4 separate regions of the Homo sapiens genome follow, and all the other regions are linked to region 1. Evidence: chromatin loops called from intact Hi-C (ENCODE). Cell type or tissue: PC-3. All regions are shown on one strand. Region 1 has its middle 120 kb from the start of LINC02461. Region 2 has its middle 100 kb from the start of LINC02450. Region 3 has its middle 51 kb from the start of LINC02450. Region 4 has its middle 57 kb from the start of LINC02461.

What was found. Hi-C counts contacts between places; a loop is a spot of excess contacts. Peaks named below come from ENCODE experiments on the same cell type or tissue, not always from the same donor. Only the 100,000 strongest peaks of a DNase experiment are listed, where the experiment ranks them.
Region 2: it touches region 1 in a loop (5-fold over the local background); 4 of 110 quality-filtered maps call a loop at or near these places.
Region 3: it touches region 1 in a loop (8-fold over the local background); 3 of 110 quality-filtered maps call a loop at or near these places.
Region 4: a loop joins it to region 1, with 2.4 times the contacts of the local background. A loop is called at or near these places in 2 of 110 quality-filtered maps.

What each region holds. Positions count from the first base shown.
Region 1 is chr12:43,274,716-43,279,715 of GRCh38, forward strand. No RefSeq gene overlaps it. Among named protein-coding and RNA genes, the nearest start is that of LINC02461, 120 kb to the left of the region's middle. In PC-3, no CTCF peak of the experiment used is centred here; a DNase peak (open chromatin) is centred at 3,066; H3K4me3 peaks cover 862 bases; H3K27ac peaks cover 1,812 bases.
Region 2 is chr12:42,792,648-42,797,647 of GRCh38, forward strand. No RefSeq gene overlaps it. Among named protein-coding and RNA genes, the nearest start is that of LINC02450, 100 kb to the left of the region's middle. In PC-3, no CTCF peak of the experiment used is centred here; a DNase peak (open chromatin) is centred at 2,374; H3K27ac peaks cover 343 bases.
Region 3 is chr12:42,740,239-42,745,238 of GRCh38, forward strand. No RefSeq gene overlaps it. Among named protein-coding and RNA genes, the nearest start is that of LINC02450, 51 kb to the left of the region's middle. In PC-3, no CTCF peak of the experiment used is centred here; DNase peaks (open chromatin) are centred at 1,953 and 4,593; H3K4me3 peaks cover 567 bases; H3K27ac peaks cover 1,693 bases.
Region 4 is chr12:43,209,648-43,214,647 of GRCh38, forward strand. No RefSeq gene overlaps it. Among named protein-coding and RNA genes, the nearest start is that of LINC02461, 57 kb to the left of the region's middle. In PC-3, no CTCF peak of the experiment used is centred here; no DNase peak of the experiment used is centred here.

The DNA of each region.
Region 1 (5,000 bases):
ATGACCCTATATCTAGAAAACACCATTGTCTCAGCCCCAAAATTCCTTAAGCTGATAAGCAACTTCAGCAAAGTCTCAGGATACAAAATCAGTGTGCGAAAATCACAAGCATTTCTATACACCAACAATAGACTAGCAGAGAGCAAAATCATGAATAAATTCCCATTCACAAATGCTACAAAGAGAATAAAATACCCGAGTTTCTGAGTTTCAGTTTCATACTGAAATTTCATACTAAATACTGCTAACAAGGGATGTGAAGGACCTCTTCAAAGAGAAGAGTTCTTCAAAGAGAACTAGAAACCACTGCTCAAGGGAATAAGAGAGGACACAAACAAATGGAAAAACATTCCATGCTCATGGATAGGAAGAATCAATATTATGAAAATGGCCATACTGCCCAAAGTAATTTATAGATTCAATGCTATTCCCATCAAACTACCATTGACATTCTTCACAGAATTAAAAAAAAAGCTACTTTAAATTTCGTATGGAACCAAAAAATAGCCCATATAGCCAAGACAATCCTAAGCAAAAAGAACAAAGCTGGAGGCATGAGGCAACCTGACTCCAAACTATACTACAAGGCTACAGTAAACAAAGTAGCATGGTACTGGTACCAAAACAGACATACAGACCAATGGAACAGAACAGAGAACTCAGAAATAACACCACACATCTACAACCATCTTCAACAAACCTGACAAAAACCTGACAAAAACAAGCAATGGGCAAAGGATTTCCTATTTAATATACGGTGCTGGGAAAACTGGCTAACCATATGCAGAAACTGAAACTGGACCCTTTGCTTGCACTTTATGCAAAAATTAACTCAAGATGGATTAAAGACATAAATGTAAAACCCAAAACCATATAAACCCTAGAAGAAAATCTAGGCAATAAATGAGGACATGGGCATAGACAAAGATTTCATGAAAAAAACACCAAAAGCAATTGCAACAAAAGCTAAAATTGACAAATGGGATCTAATTAAACTAAGGAGCTTTTGCACAGCAAAATAAACTATCATCAGAATGAACAGGCAACCTACAAAATGAGAGAACATTTTTGCAATCTAACTATCTGACAAAATTTTAATATCCAGAATCTACAAGGAACTTAAATTTACAAGAGTAAAACAACCCCATGAAAAAGTGGGCAAAGGATATGAACAGACACTTCTCAAAATAAGACATTTATGCGACCAAAAAACATATGGAAAAAATCTCAACATCATTAGAGAAATGCAAATCAAAACCACAATGAGATACCATCTTACACCAGTCACAATGACGATTACTAAAAAGTCAAGAGACAACAGATGCTGGTGAGGTTGTGGAGAAATAAGAATGCTTTTACGTTGTTGGTGGGAAGGTAAATTAGTTCAACCATTGTGAAGACAGTGCGGGGATTCTTCAAGGATCTAGAACGGGAAATACAATTTGAGCATGTTCTCACTCCTAAGTGGGAATTGAACAATGAGAACACATGGTCACATGGAGGGGAACAACACACACCAGGGCCTATTGGAGGGCTGGGGAGTAGGGGAGGGAGAGCATCACGGCAAAGAGCTAATGCATGTGGGGCTTAAAACCTAGATGACAGGTTGATAGGTGCAGCAAACCACTATGGCATGCGTATGCCTATGTAACAAACCTGCACGTTCTGCACATGTATCCCAGAACTTAAAGTAAAATAAAAATTTGAAAAAGATAAAAAAAGAAAAAGGGGGTTGACCATGTTATGAAAGGGCCACACGGGGAAACACCTCGGTCATTCAGGAGGCAGAGGGAGGGGAAACTGTGGGCAAGAGCAATTATTGAGATTTCCTGGGAAAGAACAGGTGAAGAGGGTAAGCAGGTTTAGGACTGGATCATTTGAATAAGTTTAGCATATTTAGGACATAGTGGCTATAGGACATAGTGGCTGTCGGCTGTCCTTGGTTTTCTGGTACCTGATCTTGGGTGATTAGGGCAGGTGGATAGTGTCTTGGAGTGTAAGAGTCTGGTAAAGGAGGTGGTGGTTGGGGCATGGGCTCTGAGTTGGTTGGTTGGTATTTGAAAAGAGCTCAAGAGCAAATTGTTTACCATCTCTTGGAATTGATCAACCTTGGCAGGGAGTCCTTCCAGAGTCAACAAGGGCCCAGATGTCAAAGCATCAGAACCCAGAAAATAGAAGACATGGTTGACACAGAAACAACCCCAAACCCAGTAAATATAAATAACATAGTTTACAACTAATACATGTATCGTATACCAAAGGAATGAAAGAATTTAGAGAAATGATTCTCACCTTTGGGAATACATTAGGATGACCTTTGGATTTATAAAGGTAATCACGTTGAATCCCTATCCCAGACACTGACTTAAGTTGTCTAGCGTGAGGCCTGGGCGTCTCCTGATAGGAGCTCCTTTTAAGAGCTCCCCCAAGTGATTTTAATTTGTAGCCCAAGTTAAAAACTACTGATCTCTAGATCTGAAACTGAAACTCAGAAAGGGTAAATAATTTGCCTACATTCCACAGCTAATATGATGGTAAATACACATCTCTCTTCCAAATTAGAATTTAGTTACTTTTAAAAGAGGAAATACAATATTCCCCTCCAAGTAACCAATGTTTTTCCCATCTGAATAACCCAAATACATGTTTTATTTTGTTTCCAACTTTACATATTCCTTGCATTAACCAAGTACCTATTTAATATTATTGCAGAGAAATCTTTGAACCCAGGCATAGTTGATACCTAGAATCTTTTTCTGTCCAGCACATCAACTTCTGTCAGGCTTTTACAACACCACCCCACCCAACTCATACGGTTATGGCTAGCCTGTGAATGACACTGGTGCATATAGGGCTGAGAGTTATCCCATCATGGTATTCCAGCATTTTATCTTTAGTAATTGGTCCAAATGATGATCACATGAACTAAGCTGGACCAGTTAGAATGCTTCCACCAAGATTTCAAATTTGGATGCTGGAGAGACGATGTGTCTCTGCCTTGTGGATTGTAGGCTGTAAGCACCAAGCACTGAGTAAGCTTCTTTGAGATCCTGTCTAAGGCATGAGAGAATGATGCCATCAGGAAGAGAAACACAAATACAAACAGAACCACAAGACGGATAAGCTGATATCATTGTTTGAGCTTCTGGAGTTAGTCAGGCTTAAATACAAACATCTCCACCCATGGACTTCGCAATTATATGAGCCGATAAATTTCCTTTTTAAGTTATTTTAAATTTTGTTTCTGTCACTTTTAACTATTCCTTACTAATTCAGATGTTTTCAAAAAGTATGTATTATTTGGGGTCACAGTCCTGTACAATATAACCAGGGAGTGCCCAAGAAGACTTTGAACTGGATGTGCTTTTCTTCTTATATGTACAATTGCTTCATTGTGTATGTAGGTTCTCCAGATCCAAGTTTAAAGAAAGGCTGTACTGCAAATTAAAAAATCACCAATAAAATATTTCGTAACAGTCCTTTAGAGAAGACTGAGATTCCAATGACAAAAAAAGCCAATAAATCAAAATCAATTACTAAACATCTGCTGTGTACCAAGAAAATGTGAAATGTATAGGGAGGCTCCAAAAGTAAAGAGGACATGGTCACTACTCTTGAGAAGCTCAGAACTTGTGGGGAAAACATGGACCCAAAGTAACCAGCACTCCAAGATAAAGAACACGTGGCAAGTTGCCAAATGAGCAGTATAAGAATACTTTAGGGCTACATATGTTTAAAAGAATGAGCGATAGTTGTTAGACAGAGGTGATCAGAAACACTTATTGTTGTTTTAGAGGAAGTGAAACCTGAACTGTCCCTTGAAGAATGGAAAGTTTTAGCAGAAAGTTTATTTTTGCCTACAAAGATAAAATTCCACGTAACAGGCTTGAGTTACTTCAATACTGCAAATATAGACCGATAAAAATCGAATTTAATGCAGTAGAAACCCATCTCATTACCTGCAGTTCCATATCATTATTTTGAAATATTTGTTACAATGAAAAAAAAGATTTATGAAGAATATAGTATCTGTCAAATACTTTTTGAGATGGTTATGGTTCTTGTCCCTAAAGGTTTTAATCTACTTAGAAATTTCAAATAAATAAGTTATTAATTTGAGGGCTGGGCACGGTGGTTCACGCCTGTAATCCCAGCACTTTGGGAGGCCGAGGCGGGTGGATCACAAGGTCAGGGGTTCGAGACCAGCCTGACCAACATGGTGAAACCCCGTCTCTAATAAAAATACAAAAATTAGCTAGGCGTGGTGGCGGGCACCTGTAATCCCAGCTACTCAGGAGGCTGAAGCAGGAGAATTTCTTGAACCCGGGAGGCGAGGTTGCAATGAGCCGAGATCACACCACTGCACTCCAGCCTGGGCGACAGAGTGAGACTCCGTCTCAAAAAAAAAAAGTTATTAATTTGAGTAATATCTAAGACAAGATACCTAACCCAAATTAAGGAAAGTCAGAGTAGGATTCTTGGGAAAAGGAGCATCTAAACTAAAGCTTTATTAGAAGTCAAGTAGAAGTAACAAAGTTTCTGAAATGAGAAATACCTGTATATGGTAAATCAAAAGAAGGTCAAAGTGGTGATATGAAGGTACTTGTGAGAGTAGAAGGGGCAATAGAGAGTTTAAACAGTGTTTATTAAATAGTGTCGAGAAAAAAGGCCATGATGATGCCATAGAGCAGCTGCTCTCTAGTAGCATGGGTCCCTGTGGGTCTTTGAGACACTTTCACAGAGTCTGTGAGTCAAATAATTTTGGCATAATGCTAGTACATTATTTGTGTGTAAAAGCTCATTCTCTCGTAAGTGTACAGTGGCATTTTTCACTGTACATTTGGAAGAACCATGTAAAAGAGTGAACCAATATATTCCAAATAACAAATCATGATGTTACAAAAATCATGCATAGATAAAAATCCACTAAAGGTGCAAGATAGGCCAATGTACAGAACTAGACAGACTATAAAGCAGTAGTCCCCAAACTTTTTGGCACC
Region 2 (5,000 bases), 480 kb before region 1:
TTACAGTCTTAGAGATAGCCACTGTTAGTACCCTGGGGCATGTATTTCCAGGTCCTCTGTGTATGTGTGTGCACACAAAAGCAAACACGCATTAAGATCATTCTACATGCTATTTGTAACATGATTTTTCCACTTAATTGTATACTGTGACAATGATAATATATTATAAATGCTTTTATATGACATAATTTTTCATGGCTGTACTTGCACATTTGGGATTAAAAAATATTTTGCTATTATGAATACTGGGATAATTTTCCCTTTAGGAAAACTTTGAATTTACCATTAATTATTTTCTTGGGTTAAATTCCTATTTTTGTAATTTCTGGATTAAAGGGAATGCAGATTTGAAGATTTTTGAAACAGTCTATAGTGTCCTCCAGAGAGGTTTACCAATTTGCACTATGATTGTTTGTATATATGGGCCGAGGTTAGCTTGAAAGTTCTGAGGCAGTATTTTTGGTGACAATTATGACTGCATTGCAGATTGTGAATATTAAAAATAAGGTTTGATGTGGTTAGCCTAGAATAAAACATATTAGATGTGAATATGTTGTATATTACTATTGGTATAATTATTACCATTGAAATCCAAGATCTTTTGGAGGTCTAGATGAATGTCATACAAATTCATTGACTGCTGGCATAAGCCTTGAACATGTGGCAAGCTTAGATATCACTAAAATCTGTTATTTGAAGAACTTGCAAAAAATTGGCATGTGTGGAAAGCAGATGCCTTATATTGATAACAGTTAAGTTTTGCATTTGGAATGTTGAACCATGTGCATAAGGCTAATATCTTTGAGAAAATGTGGATATTTTTAACAAGAAAGCATATGCTTAAAGGAAAAAAAATCCTTCATGTGGTTTCAATACTTAATTTTTAGTGGAATGTTCTTTCCTAAAGGTGCGTGAATTATTTAATGCTCTTCATTTATGGAATATTATGTGATAGATTTGATTGTATTTTAATTGTGTTATTTGCATTATAGCCCTTTTAATGAGAACAGTAATTCTTGGACAAGGCTCTACATCATTGTTTAAAATGGTGTTGAAATTTTGTTGACTACATTTTCTCAGTCATCTCAATGAACCAGAAAAACACATTTAAGGTGGTAACATTATGTAAAGGTACTTTGATATATCCAGGCTTCTTGCAGGTAATTGATTCATTCCCTCCCTCCCTCCCTCCTTTATCCTTCCGTCCCTCTCTCCATCCCTCTCTCCATCCATCCGTCCATCCACTGACCCACCTGGCCAATCATTCATTTATTTTTATCACATACCTACTTTATATCAAGTCTAGTGTAAAAACTTTCATGTTATGGAAGAAAAAGTAGCAAATTAGCCCCACTGTCAACAATGGAGGGTTAGCAAATTACAAGAGTAAATTTGTGTGGGGAAACAGAAAATGAAAGAATTTGGGCTAAAAAATTCTTTTCTGTGTTTCTGAAAGTTTTATATAGGCTACCTTCTTTTAATATCTCATCTGGCTATTTCTATTCATTCTCATGGTTTAAAATGAGGTGAAACTTCATGCTGTAGTCATTCATTCACTCATTTATTTATCTAATATCTACTAGGAACCAGGTCCTTTCCTATTACCAGGGATAAGACACCAGCTTTTTCCTCATGGAGCATGATTTCTGGACTGTACTTCCCTTTCCACGCTGGCTTCCCAGTGGGTTAGCACCCTGTATTTACCACTGCCACACTGTATTGTAATTACCTGTTTATCAGTCAGTCTCTTCACAAGGCTGCTGTGCTCCTTAAGGGCAGAGCCTCTTCCCTGTTTCCTGCTCTATGTCCAGCCCCTGGCATAGTCCCAATTACGGTTGCCCTGTAAATATGTATTGAGTGAATGATTGTTTACTAATATTTTGCTACCCCTTCAGTTTACTTTAGGGCTATGTTTATCTTGTTTGGGTAAAATAGTTGTATACATCTTATGGCCATAAGAAACTTCTGTTTGACTTTTATTTCACTTTGTCAGGCTGAAGTCCTACTATATCCTTCCACACACCCTATGCTAAGCTACTTATGGCTTTCCATATGGGCCCTGTTCCTTTGCTCAGATTTTTCCCTTGCACAGAACAACTTGATCTCTCTTTGCTCCTCTTCCTCAAGGCCTGTTTGACTGCCCCTTCCCTCATGCTGTCGTAGTGCACTGATCCAATCTCTTTAGATTTGTTTTTTTTTCAATATCAAGTAATAGCTATTTGTTCAGTCTGTCTCTTCCTTCATCGACTGTAAGCTCCTTCCTCTGAAGGAGGAGCAGTTCTCATTTTGGTATTCTCCATAACATCCAGGGCTGTGCTTGACACATAGCAGGAGGCCAATAAATGCTTATGAGATGAATGGATATATGAATACACTCTTCACAGTGAGTGGACTGTGTGTGACTAAGTTGAAAAAACTCATCACAGAGGAAGATGTGTACTTGGGATAAATAATATTGGCTAAAGGGAAGGGCAGGCCATATGGCAGGACATAGGAACAATATGTATGGGCCAGAGAGCACAATGTATTTATCTGGAAAGCAACAAAAGGATAAGGTTTACTAACAGGTAGGTTTAGAATCCAGAAGACTTTGAGCATGAGGCACAGGAACATGGCCTTGGGGACCCAGTGAAGGTAAGCCACCTTTTTGATTCTTGAATTGTATTTCCAATATCCAGATATTTGTGACACCAACTCAAGTTGTCTTTCATCTGTGTCTATGTTCTTGACTAATACATTCAATATGATGAATGTCACTGCCATAAAAGATTTTGGTGATAACTTTTGGCTGTGTGCAGTGGCTTATGCCTGTAATCTCAGCACTTTGGGAGGCTGAGGCAGGTGGATCACTTGAGGTCAGGAGTTCGAGACCAGCCTGGCCAACATGGTGAAATCCTGTCTCTACTAAAAATATAAAAACTAGCTGGGCATGGTGGAAGGCACCTGTAATTTCAGCTACTTGGGAGGCTGAGGCAGGAGAAGTGCTTGAACCCAGGAGGTGGAGGTTGCAGTGAGCTGAGATTGTGCCATTTCATTCCAGCCTGGGTGACAGAAGGAGACTCCATCTCAAAAAAAAAAAAAAAAAAAAATCCAAGGTAGCTCAAATAGTACAATAATAGAGTTAGGACTTCTGGGGCACTGAAACCAAACCTAGTGTTTTTTTCTCAACAACTCTCTTATCTTTCCAATCATGAAGGTAGTTGGGGATGACAAAGAATAGGTGATTAGAGAAGAGTAGGAGAAAATGGGGAGGTAAAATTATGATTTACTCATTCACTCAGTGACTATATAGTGAGCGCTCCTCCCCAGCCCTACCCTCATGTCAGTGAGTATCTCAGTCCTCAGGGATACCATACGCAGGCAATTGAAAGACAGTGAAGTAAAAGTCTTGGAAGTACTAAACAGGGTGCCTAGCCTAGTTGCGGAAAATCAGGAAGTGATATCAAATTGTGACTTAAGGAAGGTGAAGGTTCTAGTTAGGTGCTGCCTGCAAGAGACTCACCTCACTTTTAAGGACACACATGAACTGAAAGTGAAGGGATGAGAAAAGATATTCCACACCAATGGAAACCAAAAAAGAGTAGAGGTAGCTGTACTTACATTGGACAAAATAGACTAAGTCAAAACTGTAAAAAGAGACAAAGAAGAACTAATGTTCTTATATCTATAATGATAGAGGGGTTAATTCATGAAGAGGATATAATAATTGTAAATATATATACCCAACACAGAACACCTAAATATATAAAGTAAATATTGAAAGACCCAAAGGGAGAGATAGATTGCACTATAGCAATAGTAGGGAACTCACTTTCAAAGATGGACAGATTATCCAAACAGAAAATTAATAAAAAAAAAATTGGATTTGGAGTACACTGTAGGCCAAATGGACCTAAAAAACATGTACAGAACATTCCATCCCACAGCAACAGAATGTACATTCTTCTCAAGGGCACCCAAAACATTCTTCAGAGTAGGTCACATGTTAGGAAGAGAAATGTTTGGAAGAGACTGGCATCAATAACCCAGACAGCAGATGGAAAATAGCTGCTGGGAGTGGAAAAGAGTAGATGTGATGTTGGACTATACGTGGGAAAGGAAGGAAAAAAAGTTGATAATTTTGAAGAAATTACATGAATACCCTTGTTTTTAGTGATTAAAAGAACACTTTTTTTGTATTATTTACAATTATGTTTACAAAAATCTATATAATTAGTTCATTAGTGAGATTCTTACATATCTTAAGCTTTTTTTTTTTTTTAAAGAGATGGGGTCTCATTCTGTCACCGAGACTAGAGTATATTGGCACAATCACAGCTAACTGCAGCCATGATCTCCCAGGCTCAAGCAATCCTCCCACCTCAGTCTCCAGAGTAGCTGAGACTGCAGTCACATGCCACCATGACAGGCTAATTTTTTATGTTTTGTAGAGACAGGGGTCTCACTATGTTGCCCAGGCTGGACTTGAACACTTTTTAAGCAGTCCTCCCATCTTCGCCTCCCAAAGTGCTAGGATTACAGGCCTGAGCCACCGTGCCTACCCATGTTCTTCAATTTCATTTCTTATTAAAGTAATATAACTGAAAGCTCAAGTAGCATAGCTGAAATTATGCTTTAACTTTATTTTGGAAGTATTTTTTTAAATATAAAAATTACCTTTTTTGAATTAAGAAATTAGTATATATTCTACTACAGCTCTGAAAATCAGAATCTCAGATGAACATTGACTTTAAAAAAATGTATGAGGGGCTGCGCGGTGGCTCACGCCTGTAATCCCAGCACTTTGGGAGGCCGAGGCAGGCAGATCACGAGGTCAGGAGATCGAGACCATCCTGGCTAACACGGTGAAACCCCGTCTCTACTAAAAATATACAAAAAATTAGCTGGGCATGGTGGCGGGCGCCTGTAGTCCCAGCTACTCGGGAGGCTGAGGCAGGAGAATGGCGTGAACCTGGGAGGCCCAGCTTGCAGTGAGCGGAGATAGCGCCACTGCACTCCAG
Region 3 (5,000 bases), 530 kb before region 1:
AACAAGACACTACCACTACTTTGCTGCCAGTGCAGCCAAGGATCCCATACCCATGGCTGCAATCTGATCAGAAATTGCTGATTTCCAACTTTGTTTCTGAAGATCATAAAATGGGCATCTAATTTCCCTCTTGTGTACTGCAGTCTGTTCAGTTTGGTCCAGCAAACATTTCTGCAAGCCTCCTGTGTGCCAGGCACAGGCTATAAACCACATGTGAAGAGAACACTCCTCTGAGTTAACATAGGCCGTGATGTTCATATTTCTTCCTAAAAGATTATTTTAAAACAGTTTTTACATTGTTGGTGGGAATGCAAAATGGTGCAGCTGCTATGGAAAACAGTATGGAGGTTCCTAATAAAATTAAAGATAAAACTACCATATAATTCAGCAGTCCCATTTTGGGGTGTTTATTCAAAAGAATCGAAAGCAGCATCTTGAAGAGAGATTAGCACTTCTATGTTCATTGCTGTACTATTCACAGTAATGATAATGTGTTCATCAACAAATAAATGCGTAAAGAAATGTGGCCTATGCATACAATGGAACACTATCCAGCCTTAAAGAAGAAAATTCTTTAATAGTGGACATCATGAATGAGCTGTGAGGACATTATGCTGAGTGAAATAAGCCAACAGAAGGACAAATAGTGCATGATGATTCCACTTATAGGAGGCATCTAATCATAGTCAAAGTTTTAAAGTGAGGAGCTGGGGAAGCCCATCTAAGGGGCTAGCCATTTCTGGTCAGTTGTTAGCATGTAAAATCGTGGTGTTATTGTTGCCATATCTTCTGATTCAAATCAAGAAATCCAGATTTTAAAAAATGTTTCATATCTCATTTTGTAAATGTTGGCAATGAAGTAAAAAAAAAAAAATTGCAGAGCCCACATCTGTGAGCTGCATCTAGTTCACAGAAAGCCCGGTTTTCCACCAATGCTTTACAGTAACCTTTGAAAGTGACTGCAGCATTTGTGGTTGATTGTCCTGCTATGTGAAACATATTGTCTCTGAGTCCATGATGCTGGAAGGATTGAGCTGCACATATGGTTTTGTAGACATATTATGAGCAGCCAGTGAATATTAATCATTAGCAGCAGTTTTATCACCACCATTATGCAAGTTTGGGAAAGGTACCACAGAGCAGTTAGTAGCAAACCTGCAACAGTAATCATGGGACTACTTTGGAAAGTGATGATCTAGAATTAAATTTCACTCACACGCTTAAAAGCAATTATAAGTAGTAAGAGAGATATATGATTATACCATGGTCAAAAGTCCAGGATATTTTAAAATAGTTTTTAAGTTCCTATAGATTGAAGAATCAAGGAACTTGCACTCCATGAAGCCCTAGTACAGTTTGATTATAAAAATATATATTTTGGCTACTCAGTTTTATAGAAAGAGTAATGTTTATTTGCTCAATTGGTTACGGCTGCTGCAGCTATTGCTTCTCTATTATACACAATCATAAGCACTTGCTTTCTAGGTTTTATAATTGTATAATAGAGACAAAGTTTAACAGGCTATTTCCTGAAAATAAAAAAAAATATTTTTATGAAAATGAATTGAGATGATACTTTAACAAATACCCTTAAGATTAAAATTCACAACTTCAAAGCTGCCTTTATGCAAAGTCGAATCAGTATTTAGAGCCAGGAGAAATCTTAGAGATCATCTAATTTAGTCTTTCTGATGGGTAAATCAAAGCACAGAGAGGTTAAGTGATCAATCCAGTGCCACACAGCTATACAGCACTAGAATTCAAGCCTCTAGCATTGAGTGTACAAACTCATGACATTTACAGATTTAACACTATGGTCTCAATTACATGCCAATGATCTAAAATCCATGAACGGTAGTACTTATAATTTTTCTGAAACAGGGATTTGAATGCACGTATAGCGATGCTGATACACTGAGATGAGTCACTTCCCTGGTGAATGAACCCAGCTGACCACTTGGTATTTAGTCTCAACCCAGCTGTCTTGTTTTCTGCTCCAAAGAGGTCATTTAAATTGTTTGATTATATTTTATTGCCTGGCTTATGTAGCAGGCTCGCAATAAAATGTTTCTTAAAGCAATGAATAAAAGACTGCATTTTATAAAGAGTTATTTGCTGCAGAGGCATTTGAAAATATGAGCATTCAAAATTTCTCATGATGTCAGTCTTCATGAATGTTAACGGTCAGCTGTAGTTTCTATTAATAGAAAGGTCCTCGGGTACAGAGGTAGAGTCCCCAGTGGTTTCTCCAAAGGGAATTTGAGCCAGACCCATTATTTTGTGGGGCTAAAAGGTAAGACTAAAACAGAGACTTAAAATTGTTGAATCAAATTCTTTCAGTTCTAAAACTAGTCCCTGAGATTAGGTTAGGGACTTTTGAAAACTCCAGCCCTTTCCAGTCTTCTGTGTCCTGTTCAATAAATTATTGCTTTAGGGATAAAAAATTTCATGCCTAGATGCTGTATGGTGTAATATGATCAGGATTCCCCTTCTAAATGTATGTATTTGACTTGGGCAAGGCACGTAGCCTCTCTAATTATTGGTTTCCTCATCGGTAAAATTGACAATGATGCCTGCTGCTAGAAAGGTTCTTGGAAGTTCACAGGAGCCCCCTGGGAAGTCTGGGTTGGGCACTCTCCAGGGTTCCTTCCCATCAGCCTCTCCTTCCTTCACGCACAACATTGCAGTTGTCTCTTGTTTGTGTGTGACATTTCACATCAAGCTGTTAGCTCTGGGAGGGGTGGGAGAATGTCTTGCTCTCTTTTCTGTGCAGCTCCGTAAATATTTATTGAATGAATAAAATGCACAATGCGAATGTAAGCAACTGTTGTAATTTCATCTAGGAAGTCTGCTTCCTAATTTGATGGTATTAGTACTTCCTCGACTCTGGGCATGCTCTGACTTCCTGTATTTAGTTTTCTGACCCCCCAAAAAGGCAGATGGAGAATCCTTACAACCCACATAGAGGGGATTTTGGCACATGATTTCACTGTGCCAAAATGTTTATTGGATTGGCATTTTCTGAGCAGGGATTGGGGTTAGCCTACCGTTGACGAAATCTGTTCTTTTTTGTACTTTTCTAATGGAATACTCCAATCCAGTCTCTCACTCAGGGTTAAATAACAAACCTATAGAATAAACATTAAATAATATAGCCATGGGAAGGGCCAGCACAATCTATGGCTCATAGTGAGTTTCACGAATGCTGGTTTTACTGCCCCCCTTGCAAACCTTCCAAACCCAGTTTAGTATTTCTGCTACTGATGATTTTCCTATCTGACTTTGCTGAAGATATTTATGACTCGAGCAGGCTTCTCTCCATAGTAGTCATAAATGAGATTCACCTTGGCCTCACCTTTCTAAATTTTGTGTTGGCTTTAGTCCACCCAATGGTGGATTGAAAGCCAAAGGTGACTCAGGGCAATGTTGGATCTAAAGATTGATTTTTGCAAGTTCCCTGGACGGGGTCCTCACAGTGGGTGGGGCTGACAGCCTTTTGTATGTGTCTCCCTTTCCTGATAGAGTGTGGGAATGTGTTATCTGGCTCCTGGCAAAGCCCGCTTGCTTGTCTCTCTTGCCACGTGATAGCCTCTTCCTGGGCTCCACAAAGACCACACACTCCCTTCCTGCTCAAAAACTTGCCCCTGTTAGCCAAACCAATGTACTCAGCTCAATGGAGAAAGTAGGGGAGGTTGTCTCGTGTGTGTGTGTGTGTGTGTGTGTGTGTGTGTGTGTGTGTGTGTGTACACAGTATACATCAACGAGAGGGCTGTCATTGGATTTTGTATTGGGTCCCATTTTAACTTGTTGCATTATGTCACTGCCCCTACACTGTAACAAGGATCATTGTTTTGAAGACTGGCTTCTCAGGGCTTTTGTTAAGCTAAAAATAATAAAGATTATAAGAAATTATTGAAGTAGAATTGGGAAAGTCCACGACTCTGAGACTGCTTTTAATGCAATAAAGCATTCACTTGCTATAATATTTTATTGTTTTGTTCTCCCCAAAGCACAATTTACAATGGTTTTGTTAAAGGGTTTCAAGTCATTTTGGTAAGTGATCTTTTGTTTTTGTGTCTTGTAATTACCCAGATCAGTTTTTCCTTGACTTCAACTCATCTTAAAAATTTTCAAAGGCTGTGCCAGGATGGCTTAGTGGGCACCAGGTTTCTTGCTAAAAAGCCAGAAAACCACTATATATTTGTTCTGGGGAATTGTAAAACATTAAAAGGTGTAAGGGAGTGTTCTTCTGGGGCCCTAAACCAGTTGCATGCTCTCTCCTAAGCCTAAACCCAAGGCTATCTTTGGCACTGGAATGAAAAAGCATCATGCCAGAGAAAATTATGCTGAAGTCTTTCTTGGGGACTTGACACAACCAGGCTGACACTTCATGAGGAAAGCCTTGTGATTCTGGAGACTTTGCCTGGGGCTGTTTACACAGCCTTCTTTTAAAGACACAGGCCCTTCTAGGGGAAATGCTCAGTGTCCTTGGAACTCCTCAAACCTTTTCACTGTAAGCAAGTTGCAGGCTTTCTTATGGGCATGGAGTCAAGTAAATACACACTTTAAAATGAATTTCTGATGTCCACTCATGAATGTTTCATGTCTGCAAGACATAACATTTTTTTGGAGAGCAGAGGTCTGGTGTAACCACATTTTCGAGGTTGCTTCATTGTTGTAAAACTTGATCTGCAATCCTGTGACACGTGTCCCCAGGGGGAAAAAAACAATGAACACCCATTGTTCCATCAATCATGGATAATCAAGTCCAGTTGCACAACGAGTGCATTGTGCAGAAGAGGAAGCAGTAGCCTAGACAGTGTACCTGTCTTGCTTAGGATCCCCCAGAGCTTTGATCTCTCCCCTCTATTGTCTTCTCTAGCTGTTCCCCACCTCCTGCAAGCCCAGCCCTGTCTTCGTCTCTAGGACTAAACCGCACCTTAGAGACATTAAGGAGCTCCACCCCAGACCCTGAGGCTCAGAGTCAAGTCACTGTTTCT
Region 4 (5,000 bases), 65 kb before region 1:
CATACACATAAAAAAAGAAAAGCTCCATAAAGTCAGCATGATTGTTAAAAAAAAAAAGGAAAACTATGTACATTTTTTAAAATTATATATATGTTTTATGCATTTTAAACTGAAATGGGAAGATGGAGCTCCTGGTGCACATAGTAGAAATATAACTTTCATATATAAGCTTTACATTTATTGACTTTTTTATATTAAAAATTCACTCTTTAATAATGGCAGAAGAAAATAAAAATTGATTTCAAAAAGGAGTAATTTAGTTCTCCAGGAGGAAATCACTTTGACCCTAATTTAAAATAATTTACAGGAGATAAGTCCTCTCTAAGGATCATGTTATACTTTTGAAGTTTAGTCTTTTTCAAGCGGGAGGCAATTAGAATTTTTAGAGGCTAGTGTTTGTGGCAACATTTTAAAAAGGCAGTTTTGGGATTCCTTTCAAATCAGCACTCCATCCCCACCCCAGTACCTCAGTTCTCAGTGAAGCTGCATAAAAATAGATTTCAGTCTTCATGTTAAAGACATTTTACCAAATTCCATGGTTTTCACAAACAAAATCATTTTTTTTCTTATTCTGCCCTCAATAAAAATGAAAAACAGCTTCGAATTACTCCTCCTAGGTTATTCATGCAAAATCTTCCTTCAGCTTTTTGCCACCCAGGAGATGAGTTCTTTATTTCATTTAATAGAAGATTTTTAATTAGAAGAGCTCTACTACAAACAAGAACAAAGAAGGTAAGGAAGGTTCTGCTGGAAAAAAAAAAGGCTTGATTTAGAGAGGGAGCAGACAATTCATTTGATTTTATTTGTTAAATTAAGCTATTCTTTTGTTCTTCCAGAGAGGCTGAAACACAGAGACTGGGAAATGCACAAATGTCTGGAGACCTATCTCTAAGAGGAGAAAAGTGAGTCATTAAAGACACCCAGTTATGTGTGGGAGTCATCACTGAGGGTCAAATTATCAGGCCAAAAACAACTGGGCATAACTCAGTTTCTGGAGCTGTTTCATGTCAGGGTTAACTCCCACTTCAAAGAAACCCGACAGACGGGAAATGAAAGTTCAGAACTTCTTCTTTTGAATCTGTTTTCAAAATGGCTCACGCAGTTTGCAGTCTGCTGTCTTTTAAAGTCAAACTTCAAGGCTTATCATTACTATTTGCCTTTTATCGAGAGCCAATAATATGCCCTGAAGATACGCATGTACATATAAATTATTATTCCTCACTTTTGGGGTTGGTGGTGATAACATTGCTCTCCTTTGAGGAGAACATGGCTGGAAAACTTGATGAGGGATTCCCACACATCTGCAATAAGAAAACCATGTCCAAATCAAGTAGTTGCAAAAGTGACTCATAAGATGAGATGGCTTTCCAAGAAGGATACTCCACCAGGATTTGGATGCAAGTTTCATAGAAGGGAGCAAATGAAGAGCTTTTGAAAGAAAAAGAGGAAAACAAGACCCCGTCACATACACACACTCCTTGTTTGGTCAAATAGAAATAAGCAGATTGCCCCAACTGAATCATCTCTGCCTTCCTGGTAAAGAGATCTTCATTGTACAAAGAAAATTAAAATCTCTTTGAGAAGCTTCAGACTTTGCTTCTGAACTTTTTCGGATCCTGAAACCTATTAAGGTCTGCAATTAATTTGTTCTCTCCTCTGTGCTGCCACAGATCATGTTAGTAACTGGTGATCCAGATTTAACTAGGCCTTGAGCACGAAAATAAATACAGGGGTCATCATCATTGTAAATGAATCGGTTTCATCTAGTTCCATCCTAAACTAACTGGTTTAGAAGTTTCTAGGAGGTATCACAGAGCTTAGTAAAACAAAACAAACACATAAAACAGCTCTGCTTTCTGTTTTGTGGAGCAGAGACTCTTACTTTTTTATTAGAAGCCTCGATCCTGGGACACTTCTTTCTCAACCTAGGATGGCCTTGCTTCGTTCACATCCTCCATCTCCATTCTGGGCTCTAACAGCCACTCCACCAAGATGGGGAAAACATGGTCAAGAAGATTCTAGCACTAACAAAGTCCCAGGCAAGCTCCTTTAGGAAACCACTTTGACTCATCCAAGGAGTCTTGCTCTTATTATTATTTACAACTGATTTAAAACTTTCTTTCCTTAACACAGTCTCTCCTTTGCGTTGCATATTGTATAATATCAATGAATTTTTCATCTTTTTTTGAATAGTTAATACATGCACGTGGTTCAATTATAAACACATACTATAAAGTCTATTGTAAAACTTCTCAGTCTGCCCAAGACTCACAATCCTGCCTAGTTCCTATCCCTATATGAAGGGAGGTAGAACAAATATGGCATAATATAAGGATATTTCCCTATAAGGATTTCCTGAGGTTTGTAAAAGTTTGTTTATTGGGCATTTTTGTTTTACTTCTCTTCATTAGAAATACAGATGACTGAAAACTTTGCAAATTTAATTATTGAAAATATTTTTAAAAGACAAAAAAATCATTGAAAATGTAGGGGGGAAAGACAATTAAGGTTTCCAGCTGTTCATAGTCTTATTATTAATGAATATTTATAAACCAAAATTAACTTTAAGTATTTCCTTTTTAAATATGCAATACTGTCTTCAAATATGTCTCATGCTTTTGTGCCTTCAGGCATCTGTTTCCAGCTGTTCATATTTCTATTATTAATTGAATATATTTACAGCAAAGCTAGTGTTGTGCCCTTTTGTAATCACTGCCAGTATTCTGTGTGCTCATGCTAACGGATTCACCTAGAAAAATGCCCTCGTTTCTCACCATCCTCTTAACTTACCATCACCATCACCGTTCCCATGCCCCACTACAACATACATTGTGTGACATATTTTAAAGCGACATCAACATTATAGCTGATGCCTAGGAGGAGGAGAAATGTTTCTTATGTTTACAGTGTATGTGATTGATCTTGGCATTTTTTTTGGAGGAAACTTAAAGTTTCGCATAATGTCAACCTCAGCAGTGAAGAAAAGTAAAAGCCTCCAAAATGACTTAGAAAATACAGAAAGAGACAGAGAGAATTATCTTCAAAGAAAAAGCTGCTAAACACCAGAATCAAAACAGTCACTAAAGGACAAATGTGCTCCCGGGAGAAACAAAGATCTCTTCAAAATGAATCATATAATGAAAAGATAATAATTCCAAAGAAAGGGGAAGTAGAATCCATACAAAATCAGAATTTAAAATATATATGACTAAGGAAGTCAGAAGAGAAGAAATAGTGAGTTAAGGTTATACAATTTTGAATTCTGACTCTCATTTGTAATAGTTTAGTGAATTTATAAAGAGAGGCCTATTTTTCTTGGCTATTATATCAGCTCTGTCACATTTCTTTCTTTAGATCTCCCATGATGTTCTTTATCTTATAGAATTGAAACTGAAGGAGAGCCCAAGAACATTTTCTCTTTTCCCCAGTAGTTTAAAATCGTTTTTAAAGAACAATTTTCTAGAATCACAAATGCTTGGAAGAAGCCTCTAAAAAGAAGCTCAAGCAACTCAAGTACTTTAGCATAAAAAACAATGTCAAATATATAAAAGTATAAGCTAATCTTCTACCAGGGAGGAGAATATGACATACAGGATAAAGAATACAACCAGACAAAAGCAAAAAAACTAAAATGAAGTCAGATTAGAAGTTAATATTTCCCTTTTCTTTATTTGTCAGATCAAGTCAATTCTCTGTCTGATTCCAGAAATTTAATAAAATTCAGAACAACTAAGAATAATTTCCTTTGGGAGAGAAAACCATCCAGCAAGAACATAGCTAGCAAAGGACCTATGCCTTAGTTCCAAGGTTTGGCACTTACAATATACACACAATATACACAGTTCTAATCACATAATGCTAATGATAAGGAAGGAGCTCACTCTATTTCCTAACAGTGACAATATCAGTTATTTATTGATTCCTGGTGAAATAGCCTACAATATTTTCCTTTCACACCATTGGAAAGAATTGTAATTACGTGGAAATCTGTGATAATGTATTAAGAATCTCATGTCGCTACTCTACAGAGCACTTAGAATGGAGTAACATTACTCCATACATGGCAATTAGAGTGCAACTAATTAGTGTCACTTACTGTGAGAAGCAACTGATTAATTATGTTTAGACATTGCTGCTGAGAGAAAACTCAGAGTCTCCAGCTTCTAAATTGCATGCTCTGCCATTCAGCTAATAGAACATCTCTGCTAGCTTGATAGTTACTGGATATTTAATGCAGCCTCATTCTCTGGCTTATACAGGCACCCCTGAAGTTCTGCACTAATGCTATATTCATGAAACTACCGTATATCAAAATTACAGTGTACTTTTCCCTCTGTCACATTAGGAGCATAATTAGTGAGGCAGATGTGCAGCTACAAACTTCTAGGCTCAACGCAGTGGGCAGTAATGTATTTCACTGTCATAGAAACAATATCCTGGCACCTCCAGCACTTGGGCAACTTTCTTCAATTTGGAAAATGACAATTGCTCAAGGATTCAAAGGAAAAGAGAGTGGTACCTTTGTCACCCTCTGCAAGCTACTGTGTCCAGAAGGCATTTTTAAAAGGGCCCACCACGACATACCAAATTTAGCCAAATTCTTATTTATCCTCAATTCTCCAGTCCTTCTTTCCCGAGATGAATCTGATGATTGCCCCCCCGCCCGTCATCATCTCCATGTTTATGCCACATCAGGGTGGGAAGTGAGGCCAGATGGTTATTTGAAAGTGTGTCAGCCTGCTTTGCAGCTGTTCTGAAATTTGCTCCTAAGGCTGCTAGGGAGAGAACCCATACTCCATGTCTGCTCCATTCAGGGTCAGCAGAGGGAGAATCCACGACAAGCATTTATTCCTTCTTACAAATCTGCCAAATCCTGCTCAGAAAGCATGGAAGCATCCCAGAAGTGTTATGAAAAACAACCTATAATGATGAACAGAGCCTGGCCCACTGGACTTATGGAGAGGTGGGGCCTCATTGGCCTGAATTTCTGGGTTGATAAC